Linked DNA regions of Homo sapiens: regions 1 and 3 are each linked to region 2. The links are chromatin contacts, found by Hi-C or POLR2A ChIA-PET in ENCODE. All regions are on one chromosome and are shown on one strand. The core of a region is the stretch at or near the end of the contact, and the rest is flanking DNA. Distances in the headings are between cores, read along the strand shown.

Region 1 (3,613 bases), core at 117-2,616, 1.1 Mb after region 2:
TCTATTAACTTTTTTATTTAATATATTTTACTGTCCGTGACACAGCCCTCAGGAGATCCTGAAAACATGTACACACCCTCATTTTTAAAAGATCTCAGAAACTTACCAGCAGTTAGTCACGTTCTCACAAGCAATTAGTTACTTGCTTCTCTGCGATCATATAGCATTATGTTCACAACTCCATTATGGCCAGTCATACTTTTTATGTTTCTGAAACAGGGTTTCGCTCTGTCGCCCAAGCTGAAGTGTAGTGAGTGGCGCGATTATAGCTCACTGCAGCCTCCATCTCCCCAGCTCAAGGGATCCTCCCACCTCAGCCCTCCAAGAGGCTAGGACCACAGGCTTGCAACACAACGCTGGCTGATTTTTGTATTTTTTGTAGAGACGGGGATGGGTGTGGTGGTCTAGAGCTCCTGGGCTCAATTGATCCTCCCGCCTCAGCCTCCCAAAGTGCTCCGCACCCGGCCAATATACCTTGTTAATAATTTAAAAATTTTCGGCTTCTATGTGGGCCATTCATTAACTCATCAAGTATTTACTGTACATCTGTTCCTTGTCTCAGGTGTTCAGGATACACCTGTGAACAAGTTAAGATTAGGTTCTCATGTAATTTATGTGGAAGGTAAATGAGAAACTAGAAACGCCGGGTCGTGGTGAGCGCTATGCAGAAAGTGTATGGGTGTGAACAGTTGTTCAAGATTGTTAAGATCTGACAACTACTTTCTGAAGTCCTTTGAAGCAGTGAATCTGAACGCGTCTCGTAAGTGCAAATCAGAAGGGAAGACCTGCTGAGGTCTCGAAAGAGCCAGTGCAAGGGCCCCTGGGGCAGGAATGAGCCGCTGTGGCTGGACCCCTGAGGGAGTGGAAGGTCTGTGAAGCCGAAAAGCCTAGGCGTGGGAGTCCCAGATGGCTGTTCACAAATGCCGCCGGGCCGCTGGGGGTGGAGGGCCTGAGGGAAAGCGGGGCCCGGCGCAGTCCCAGTCCGGGTGCAGGGCCCTCGGCCAGCACTCGATACCCTAGACAGGCTTTCCCTTGGGCATTTCTCGCACCAGGCCTTTTCCCTCCAGCGGAGGCGGGCTATGACACATAACCCACCTGCGGTTGTTGACCGCATAATGATTCGACGTCGGTAGCGAGGGAAGAGCAAGGCTCAAAAACCGGCGCTCACTAGGGCAGAATGCAGCCTACGGAGGATGGCGGAAGAGGCGGCTGAGGCCGCAGGACGTGCTATTCCAAGGCACGGCCGCACGAGTGCTACGCATGCGCGTGCGCTGGCTCGCGTCAGATACAGTGCCAGTTCCCAGATGGGGCGGGGCCGGGCGTCCGCGCCGGAAGAGGGTTGGCTGGGCGGGGCCGGGAAGCGGCAGTGGCGGCTACGCGCGCGGGGGTGCGCGCGGGAACGACCGGGAAACACCGCGAGGGCCGGGGTGGGCCAGGCTGTGGGGACGACGGGCTGCGACGATGGCCGCAGCGGCGGGCGGCGGCGGGCCGGGGACAGCGGTAGGCGCCACGGGCTCGGGGATTGCGGCGGCAGCCGCAGGCCTAGCTGTTTATCGACGGAAGGATGGGGGCCCGGCCACCAAGTTTTGGGAGAGCCCGGAGACGGTGTCCCAGCTGGATTCGGTGCGGGTCTGGCTGGGCAAGCACTACAAGAAGGTGGGTTCGCGCGCCCGTGGGGGCCGGGAGACCACGCGACCGGGGCCGGAGGCGGCAGCTGGCCTCGCGGGCCTCGGGCCGCCCCTCCCCCCCGCACGCCACGAGGGACAACAAAGGCAGGCGCCGGGCCCGCCACGCCCCCGCCGCCCGCTCTGGGCGCCCGCGATCCCGGGGCCTGACTGGGGTTCGGGGCTCTCTCCTCTGAGCCTACGCACCCATGGTGAAAGCCCCTGCTCAGTCTCGTGTGCCAGAGCAGGTCGAGCTCAGCCACTAAGCGAGTGTGACTCTCTCTCTTTTGTCAGCTGCCTTAGGTGTGTGAACAATGATCCCTAAAGACCGAGCAAGCGTGGTAAAAGCAGCTTCAAGTTTTGTTTAGAGCGTATTCAAAGTCTCGAGGGGGTTTGCTACCTGTTGTTGAATTGCTAAACGACTGGGATGATTGTATTCGTTAATTAATAACAGGCAATATGAATTCTAGGATGGATGAGAACTATTAACGACGGTTCTACCTCATCGTGCTTCTGGTTCTGTGTGGCGTGAGAGTTGATGGTCGCTTGTACGTAAAGTGTTCTAAAGGGAGGCCTTCCCCAAGAACCCAGTTTTTATTAGAGCACTTTTCTTGTGTCACCTTTATTTTCTTCGTAGTGTTTACCACATTTTGAAATTATTCATTTACTGATTTCTCCTACCTTTGGAACGGAAGTTCCGCCGAGTCAGTAGTTTTCAAAGTTTTGACTTAATCCTTTGTTTATAACAAATGTTTTTTTTTTTTCCAACTTCCCTTTTGTGTAAATATTCAGGAGGACTCCCTTAAAGGGTGTAATGAAGCAGGTAGCCGAAAAGGCTCCCCAGCCTCTGAAGTTTTCCTATCACCCTCTTTAGTTCTGTACTTTCTCCTATTGAGAATCATAGCACTGAAGCAAGGGCTTTGTTCACTGCAGTGTATCCGGGAACGTGGCTGATACTTATTGCCTTACCCTTAGTGGCTGCTTAGTAAATATTTGTTGAATGAATGAAAACATAAACTAGTTTAGGAACCTATTTTTTTGGCCTCAGCAGCTCAGTGAAGCCTGTCAGTGTTTGGCAGTTATTAGGCATGGGCAGGGATCTTGGGTTCCTTTGGCATTACACGTGGTACATTCAGAAATGACCATTTCTGGCCGGGCGCGGCTTGGAAGGCCGGGCGGGTGGATCACCTGAGGTCAGGAGTTCGAGACTAGCCTGACCAACATGGTGAAACCCCGTCTTTCCAAAAAATACAAAATTAGTCGGGTGTGGCAGCACATGCCTGTAATCCCAGCTACTCGGGAGGCTGAGGCAGGAGAATCTCTTGAACCCAGGAGGCAGAAGCTGCAGTGAGCCGAGATTGCACCATTGCACTCCAGCCTAGGTAATAAAGTAAGACTGTCTCCAAAAAAAAAAAAAAAAAAAAAACAAAAAAAAACCAAAGACCCAGAAATGATCATTTCTTTCTTTCTTGTTTTTGAAGGTCAGCTAGAAAAATTACATTTCTTATCTGAAGTTTGAGGAAGTGAGAGACAGTAATTATATTTTTAGGTGTCTGGACTTTTCCTCCTCTGAAATTACATTTAGACTGTAGATTTTTAGTAATATTGCCCTTTCTTACACAGTGATAAATTGGTCACTTTTTAAATGTAAGTAATAGAGCTTCCAGAAGTGGCTAATGGAATTGAATATGTTATGAAAATATTGGTTAATTCTTCTTTATTACATTCCTTTTAGCCAATGCTTTGGGTCTTAAATTCAGTGAAGCTTTAACAAAGAAAAATAATCTACAGGCATATTCCTTTGAATAATATCAAGGAAGAGAGTAGAAAAAGGCAAATTTCAGTAATTTCTACCTCTCCGCACTGTTCAGTGTGCATCAGTTTGGGATCAACTACAAGAAGCTTTAGACATGGATAATCCTTCGATATTTGTTTGGGTGGGTAGGGAA
Region 2 (3,512 bases), core at 739-3,238:
TAAAATTTTTTTTTCTTTAGACTATATCCAGAATCTGGCCACCTCTTTTTTTTTTTTTTTTTTTTTTTTGAGACGGAGTCTTGCTCAGTCACCCAGGCTGGAGTGCAGTGGCACGATCTCAGCTCACTGCAACCTCCGCCTCCCAGGTTCACGCCATTCTCCTGCCTCAGCCTCCCGAGTAGCTGGAACTACAGATGCCCGCCACGATGCCCGCCATGATGCCCGGCTAATTTTTTTGTTTGTATTTTTAGTAGAGACGGGGTTTCACCATGTTAGCCAGGATGGTCTCGATTTCCTGACCTTGAGATCCACCCGCCTCGGCCTCCCAAAGTGCTGGGATTACAGGCGTGAGCCACCACGCCCGGCCGAATCTGACCACTTCTTACTACCTCCTCTGTTATGCCCTGGCGCAAGTCAACATCTCTGGCCATGGCTTTTAGCCTCCTTAAGGCTCCTTGTTTCTTCTTGCCCCCTGGAGTCTATTTTCACCCAGCAATCAAAGGGGGATCCTGATAACGATGTCAGACTATGTCGCTCCCCACTCAGTACCCTGCAATGACTTCTACGTCCTTCAGAGGAGAGACAGTGGCAAGATCTCGGTTCACTGCAAGCTCCGCCTCCTGGGCTCAAGCGATTCTCCTGCCTTAGACTCTCGAGTAGCTGGGATCACAGGCATAGGCGTCTGCCATTACGGCTGGCAAGTTTTTGTATTTTTAGTAGAGACGGGGTTTGACCATGTTGGCCAGGCTGGTCTTGAACTCCTGACCTCAGGTGATCCACCTGCCTTGGCCTTCCAAAGTGCTGGGATTATAGGCATGAGCCACTGCGTCGGGCCTTTAACTTTTTTTTTTTTTTTTTTTTTTTTTTTTTGTAGAGACAGTGTTTCGCTCTTTTTGCCCAGGCTGGAGTGCAATGGCACGATCTGGGCTCACCGCAATCTCTGCCTCCCAAGTTCAAGTGATTCTCCTGCTTCAGCCTCCCAAGTAGCTGGGATTACAGGCATGCGCCACCATGCCCCGCTAATTTTGTATTTTTAGTAGAGACGGGGTTTCTCCATGTTGGTCAGGCTGGTCTCAAACTCCTGACCTCAGTTGATATGCCTGCCTTGGCCTCCCAAAGTGCTGGGATTACAGGTGTGAGCCACTGGGCCCGGCCTAACTTTTTTTTTTTAGAGACAAGAGTCTCGCTATATAAGTCAGGCTGGTCTCAAACTCCTGGGTTTAAGCAATCCTCTCGCCTTGGCCTCCCAAAGAGCTGGGATTACAGACATGAGCCATAACACCAGGCCCAAACCTGTCTTCTAGTGCCTCCAAAACCTCTGTCGCCTCATCAGCTACTACCCTCCCTCTTCCTGTGGTTTCTCAAACATGTCAGGCACAGACCATCTCAAGGCTTTTGCATTTTCTTTTTCTTCTGGGTGGAAGGTTCCTCACCCTTGACCCTGTTATGTGTGAACAGAACTCCCTCTCTCATCTTCTCAGGTCTTGAATCCTGTCACCTTTTCAGTTAAACCCTCCCTTATTCAACGAACTAAAATTGCAAATCACTTGTCCCACACACCCTCTAACTCTCTTCCTGGATTTTTCTCCGTAGTACTTATTACTACTTGATACACTATGCATTTTTTAGTTATTTATCTTTGTTATGGTCTGTAAATTCCAGGAGGACAGGGACCTGTGTGTTGTACTACCAGGGGTGCCTCCAGCACCTAGAAGGACGCCTGGCATATGGCAGGGCGCAATTGATCTCTCTGGAGTGAGTGGATGAATGGGAGCTCAGAGGAAACATGGAAGTCTGGGAAGGCTTCCTGGAGGAATAGGCCCGCTGGCCCACACTCCCAAACCCCGCCCATGCGGCTTTGCGCTCTGCCACGCCCATCGAAGCGGGGCCGAGGCCGGAAGCAGCCCCGGGCGGAAGCCCTACCGTGCCAACTGGGCCCTCCTCCCGACCTGCCCCGGGCTCGTGCCCCGCCCACCCAAAAGTGGGTGAAAGGTCGGCGGCGCCGGCACTGCAGCTGGGGCTGAGAAGCCAGGACGGCCCGAGAACTGACAGACGGAGTGACAGACGGACTGACCATGGCCGACCAGCCAAAACCCATCAGCCCGCTCAAGAACCTGCTGGCCGGCGGCTTTGGCGGCGTGTGCCTGGTGTTCGTCGGTCACCCTCTGGACACGGTCAAGGTGCGGGAGGCTGGGTCGCAGGCTTTGGGGAGGAGGCCCGGGCGGGGCGCGGAAAGCATGGTCCCCCGCGAGGCGCGGACGCTGGGCAGAAGAGGGGCATGTGTGAGCTTCCGTGAGAAGTCTAGGGAATCTCTCTTTCAGGGGTGGGCAGGAAGCTGTACCTTGCGCCCCAAAGAGCCAGGCGGCGGCGCAAAGTGAGCAGCCTCTAACTGCCTGTCAAGAGCTCTGATGTAAAGTTCCCTGTCCCGCAGTCTCTTCTGACCCTGCGCCACTTCTTTAGGGATGGGAAGGAATAAACGTCTCTCCATAGTTTTGGTTTCAGCCAACACTAATATTATCGTTAAGGTTGAAACAGGTCCCCTGTAAAGCCTGCCCCAGGAAGACAACTAAAGACAGAGCGGTACGGTTGTTCTGGAGGTGTCCTTTGATACATTCCCCTGGGGCAAGAGTACCCATCTCTTTCGCACCTTTCCCGGCCCGGGGAGATACTTGACACTCTTCGGCCTGTCACCCAACGGTGGCCTGCTCAGCCTCCTGGGCAGAGGCATCCCTGTGAGAAGCAATGATGACCTCAGTGACCGAGCCCCTTCCACGGAAAGCAAGGTGATCAGCTTTGCACAAGGCCAGCCTCATTCTCACAACTCCCAGATGAGGAAGCTATGGTCAGACTGAGGCTTGGGAGGGAGGACGTTCATCAGGAATTGTTCTCTGGTCTTCCTCATATCATATCTCAACTATTCCCCTTGCAACACCTTCATTAATGCTTTGCTTGGGGACCAAAGTCCATCCCCCATGGCTTAGCACTCGAAGCTGCATCCAGTTTTCTCACTTTTTTTCTAGACGTAGACGTGAAGGAAATTGACAAGTCATTGCCAGGGTGGGCCTGTGGGGAGCAGACATGAGTTTTAAAAGATTGGAAGCCCATGTGAGGGGGTTTGTTAGGATGTTGGGTCAGATTTCTTCCACAGCGAAATAGTTTTGTGGGCACTTCCTCTTGGCCAGCTTGGGCAGCAAGCTCTTTGCTGCCTTTCATCCAAGAGAGGAGCTGCCCTGAAGTAGAGCTCATACTGGGGTCATTCTATAGGAAGACCAGGGTTAAAGTAGCTGGACTGGCTAGGTCATTGTGCAACATGAAATCAAATGTTTATTTAGCTGGTGGTAAATGCCATGTGTTAGTGCTTCCCAGACTGTGGTCATTCCAAGCGGCACTGTCTACTGAGGGACGATTGTCTGGCCTTTCTTCCTGCTCTTGGTCCATATAGGCAGATATCTTATTAGTTCTAGGCCTCTGGGGCCGCCCTTAAAAAAAAAAAAAAAAAAAATATATATATA
Region 3 (3,789 bases), core at 223-2,722, 1.1 Mb after region 2:
GAAAGGTCCAACAGCTAATAAAACTTGTGTGTGGTTTTTGTTTTGTTTTGTTTTGAGAAGGAGTTTCGCTCTTGTTGCCCAGGCTGGGGTGAAATGGCGCGATCTTGGCTCACTGCAACCTCGGCCTCCTGGGTTCAAGCAATTCTCTTGCCTCAGCCTCCCAAGTAGCTAGGGTTACAGGCGCACGCCACCATGCCCGGCTAATTTTTGTATTTTTAGTAGAAACGAGGTCTAGCCATGTTGGCCAGGCTGGTCTCAAACTTCTGACCTCAGGTGATCCACCCGCCTCGGCCTCCCAAAGTGCTGGGATTACAGGCGTGAGACACCGCTCCCGGCCCTAATAAAACTTTGTATCACAGCTACATAAATTAAAACACTTGAAGAGCAACTATCTTTTAGGGATAAAGAGCCAACACCGGTAGAAAACGCAGCAAAGGATGTAGTTTCTGCACATCGCCTTAAATCTCTAAGATTTAAGTGTAAATTACAAGATGTAGTTAAAACCCACAATGACAGTGGGGTTACCACCTTGCAAGAAACTTCAAGGGAAATCACCAGACAACGTCTCATTTCACTCTGGCCCATAAGCTGCAACTAAAACCAGGTTGAAAGCCTGTAAGTGGCCTTCTGCAGTCTACCTGCTAGTGTATGGCAAACCCTCATGGAGTGGGGTTGTAAAGTGAAACAGCCTCTGCCTTGAAAAATCATAATTCAAGTGACCAATGTTGCTACACAACGACTAGATATGCCATATCCCTGGCTTAGGGTTTCTGAGGACCCCTGGGACTCCAGTTCACTGCAAACAAAGGACCCAACATGCATTTGGTCTTCCCCTGCTAAATGGGACAAGTTACCACCAGCAAACAAAGAATACCTCACCCCTTGGCCTCCCCCAGTGACAAGGTCGGTGCAAAAGGGGGCAAACTAGGGGGGCCAGAAGGCACCGGGCCTCCCTCTGGACGAACGGTCCGGGCAGCACCGGGAAGGAGGAGAAGTAGACAAAGGTCTCGGGGCACTCAGGAGGCTTCCTCCAGGCCCTGCCTGGGGAAACGGCGCATCCCGAGGCGAAGGCGTCGTTGCGCCAATGAAGCGGCCTCTCCCACGGCCTCCGCGGAGCCCCTGGCTGCGAGGCCCGCCCCGGCGGACCGGTCTGGCCCCCGCCCCCGCCCGGGCTCCATGGCAACGGCAGGCCGAGGCCTGGCTGCCCACGGATCGGCCGGGCCGGCTTCCCGGGCAGGCCTAGGATGCCCGGCCTGCTCCTCGGGCCCGCCGGCGTCTCCGCCCCACTCTCCGCCAGGCTGGCGGTCGGACCGGGCCCCCTCCTCACGACGACCACCCCCGGCCGCGGCAGGCTCCTCAAGAGGGCACGAAAGGGGAGAATAAAAAGCCCAATTCACCTGTTGTTACAGATGTGAAACAAGCCTCTGTGCACCGCGCATGAGCCGCGGCTCCCCCAACCACGGCCGGACTACAACTCCCAGCAGCGGCGGCGCGGCCCCTTCCGAGTCCCGTGGCGGAAGTCCCGCCACCGGCCCGGCGTTCCCCACCCGGCGTCACGGAGCCCGCCTGCGGCGCACGGCTCCGCTCCCCCGCGGGCCTGGAGCCCGGCCCCACCTGGGACTCGTCGTAGCCGCTCGGGGCACCCAGCGCCCGGGATGCCCCAGCACCCGGCCCAATGGGGCGCGGCGGCGGTGCAGGCGGGACTTCCGGCGGAGTCGCGAAGGGGACGGGTTGGCGCCGGCTGCTCTGGGGTCGCAGAGCGAGCGGGTTTGGGTGGCGGGGTCGGGCGTCAAGTTGCTGCCTTTCTCGGCGACTTAGCTGCCTGCAGTGTGAAAGCGGGAAGGGTCTTCTCGCCCTCTGCGAGCCACCCGCGCCTCCTGATGCGAATAAACAGCCCGGGTCATGGCTGAGCGGGGAACGGTTTCCAGCTCGGGCTCCGGGATTCCACCCGCCTTCCCCGCCACAGCTCGTAGCCACGCCTCTTCTCTTCCCCATCTCCCCTCTAATCTGTTTTTTTAGGGAGGTGAGCATTTTTGTCTTGTCTCCCCAGTTTGCAGGGAAGATGAAATCAACGTGTTGGTTCGTTGATTTCGTAAACTGTACAACGTTAGGCAAAGGACAAGGTGGCACTTGCTGGTCGCGGGGAGAGTGCCAGTCATAGTTGCTGGAAATCTGGAGGTCCGCCCGGCCACATCACCTCTTAGGAATGAGAAAGGGGATTGTCCCAATTACACGCTGTAGTCCTCTAGATAAGGTTCAAGTATAGGTTCAGTGGAATTCAGCTTCAAAAGGAAACAACGCAGTGGCGTAGCTCTGAAGCTGGGTCAGGATTTTACAGAGTATGGTTTTAAGATGTGGCCTTTAGGCCGGGCGTGGTGGCTCACGCCTGTAATCCCAGCACTTTGGGAGGCCAAGGCGGGTGGATCACCTGCGGTCAGGAGTTCAAAACCAGCCTGGCCAACATGGTGAAACCCCGTCTCAACTAAAAATGCAAAAAAATTAGCTGGGCGTGGTGGCGGGCGCATATAATCCTAGCTACTTCGGGAGGCTGAGGCAGGAGAATCACTTGAACCCGGGAGGCGGATGTTGCAGTAAGCCGAGATCGTGTCATTGAACTCCAGCCTGGGCGACAAGAATGAAACTTAAAAAAAAAAAAAAAAAAAGATGTGACCTTTGAGGCTGTATGAAGAATTAGTGCCATATCCCGTCACTTTTGTGTGCAAACAGTTCAACATGTATCTCTTTTCTTTCTCTCTACATTGGCTAGAAGACCGGGGTGTGGGGGTGGAACATCATTTATTCATTCAAATAATTAGTGCATCTGAACAGGGCATGGTGCTGTGTTGTGTGGAGAATAGAGAGATCCCTGCACGGACATCTGAGTGCTCTGTGTATCAGTTGCTAAGCTGGTGTGGAGGCTACAAAGGCCCTGCCTCAAGGGACTTAGAGCCTAGTAGAGAAGATGACAACATTGTGTGAAGGAAATGGAAAGTGGTAAATGCTGGAAAGGAGGTATTAGGTACTCCAAGAGTTCAGAGAAAGGAGTGGTTACTCCTGAATGGCAAAATGAAAGGAACGTGAACAAAGACATACGAGTGGAACAAGGGACAAATCCTAGGAATATTCAGTAGTTCAGTGTGACCACAGGGTTGGATGTGTGTGCAAGCTTTACAGGAAATAGAACTGAAAAACTGTTGGGGAGTGCCATACTAAGGAATTTTTACTTTTTTTGGTAAGACATTTAAAAAATTATTAGGAGAGTAAAATACTGCACTTTTTTGTTGTTGTTGAGACAGAGTCTCTACTCAGTCACCCAGGCTGGAGTGCAGTGGGGTGGTTGCGGCTCACTGCAACCTCTACCTCCCACGTTCAAGCGATTCTCCTGCCTCAGCCTCCCAAGTAGCTGGAATTACAGGTGTGCACTACCATGCCCAGCTCATTTTTGTATTTTTACTAGGGATGGTTTCACCATGTTGGCCAGGCTGGCCTCGAACTCTTGGCCTCAAGTGGTCCACACACTTTGGCCTCCCAAAGTGTTGGGATTACAGGCGTGAGCCACCACGCTGGGCCAATACTGTAATTTAGAAAGCTTCCTCTGGAAGTGAAAGGGTTGAATCAGCTGGGAAAATAGAAACTAGCATGCTAATTAGATCCCGAGAGAGAATGAAAGATTTAACTCAACAGTGAGAAAAGCAAGAAAGAAAAAAAAGGGGGGGTGACTGTTGAGCAGCAGACTGAGCCCAGGCCACAAGTGTGTGGAGAGATGACTTTGAGATCTGTACCATAGTG

The links. A loop is a pair of places that touch in the nucleus more often than their neighbours do. ChIA-PET counts read pairs that join two places held with the same protein, here RNA polymerase II (POLR2A). Pooled maps may share reads with other maps.
Region 1: a loop to region 2 is called in a pooled map, with 6 times the contacts of the local background. The contact joins the promoter of SMARCC1 here to the promoter of SLC25A20 in region 2. A Hi-C loop is called at or near these places in 5 of 50 pooled maps. POLR2A ChIA-PET finds 5 or more read pairs at or near these places in 2 of 52 experiments (MCF 10A and WTC11).
Region 3: a loop to region 2 is called in a pooled map, with 9 times the contacts of the local background. The contact joins the promoter of DHX30 here to the promoter of SLC25A20 in region 2. A Hi-C loop is called at or near these places in 2 of 50 pooled maps. POLR2A ChIA-PET finds 5 or more read pairs at or near these places in 2 of 52 experiments (MCF 10A and activated B cell).

What each region holds. Positions count from the first base shown.
Region 1 is chr3:47,779,646-47,783,258 of GRCh38, reverse strand. It overlaps SMARCC1 (SWI/SNF related BAF chromatin remodeling complex subunit C1), which reads left to right and starts at 1,366. Exons shown (of 28, transcript NM_003074.4): 1 at 1,366-1,656. The coding sequence starts at 1,462. RefSeq lists silencers at 623-682, 793-842, 1,253-1,472, 1,653-1,892 and an enhancer at 1,126-1,420.
Region 2 is chr3:48,897,358-48,900,869 of GRCh38, reverse strand. It overlaps SLC25A20 (solute carrier family 25 member 20), which reads left to right and starts at 1,988. Exons shown (of 9, transcript NM_000387.6): 1 at 1,988-2,180. The coding sequence starts at 2,076. RefSeq lists a silencer at 2,248-2,437 and an enhancer at 3,018-3,067.
Region 3 is chr3:47,800,821-47,804,609 of GRCh38, reverse strand. It overlaps DHX30 (DExH-box helicase 30), which reads right to left and starts at 1,472. Exons shown (of 22, transcript NM_138615.3): 1 at 1,398-1,472. RefSeq lists an enhancer at 802-1,327 and a silencer at 1,052-1,901.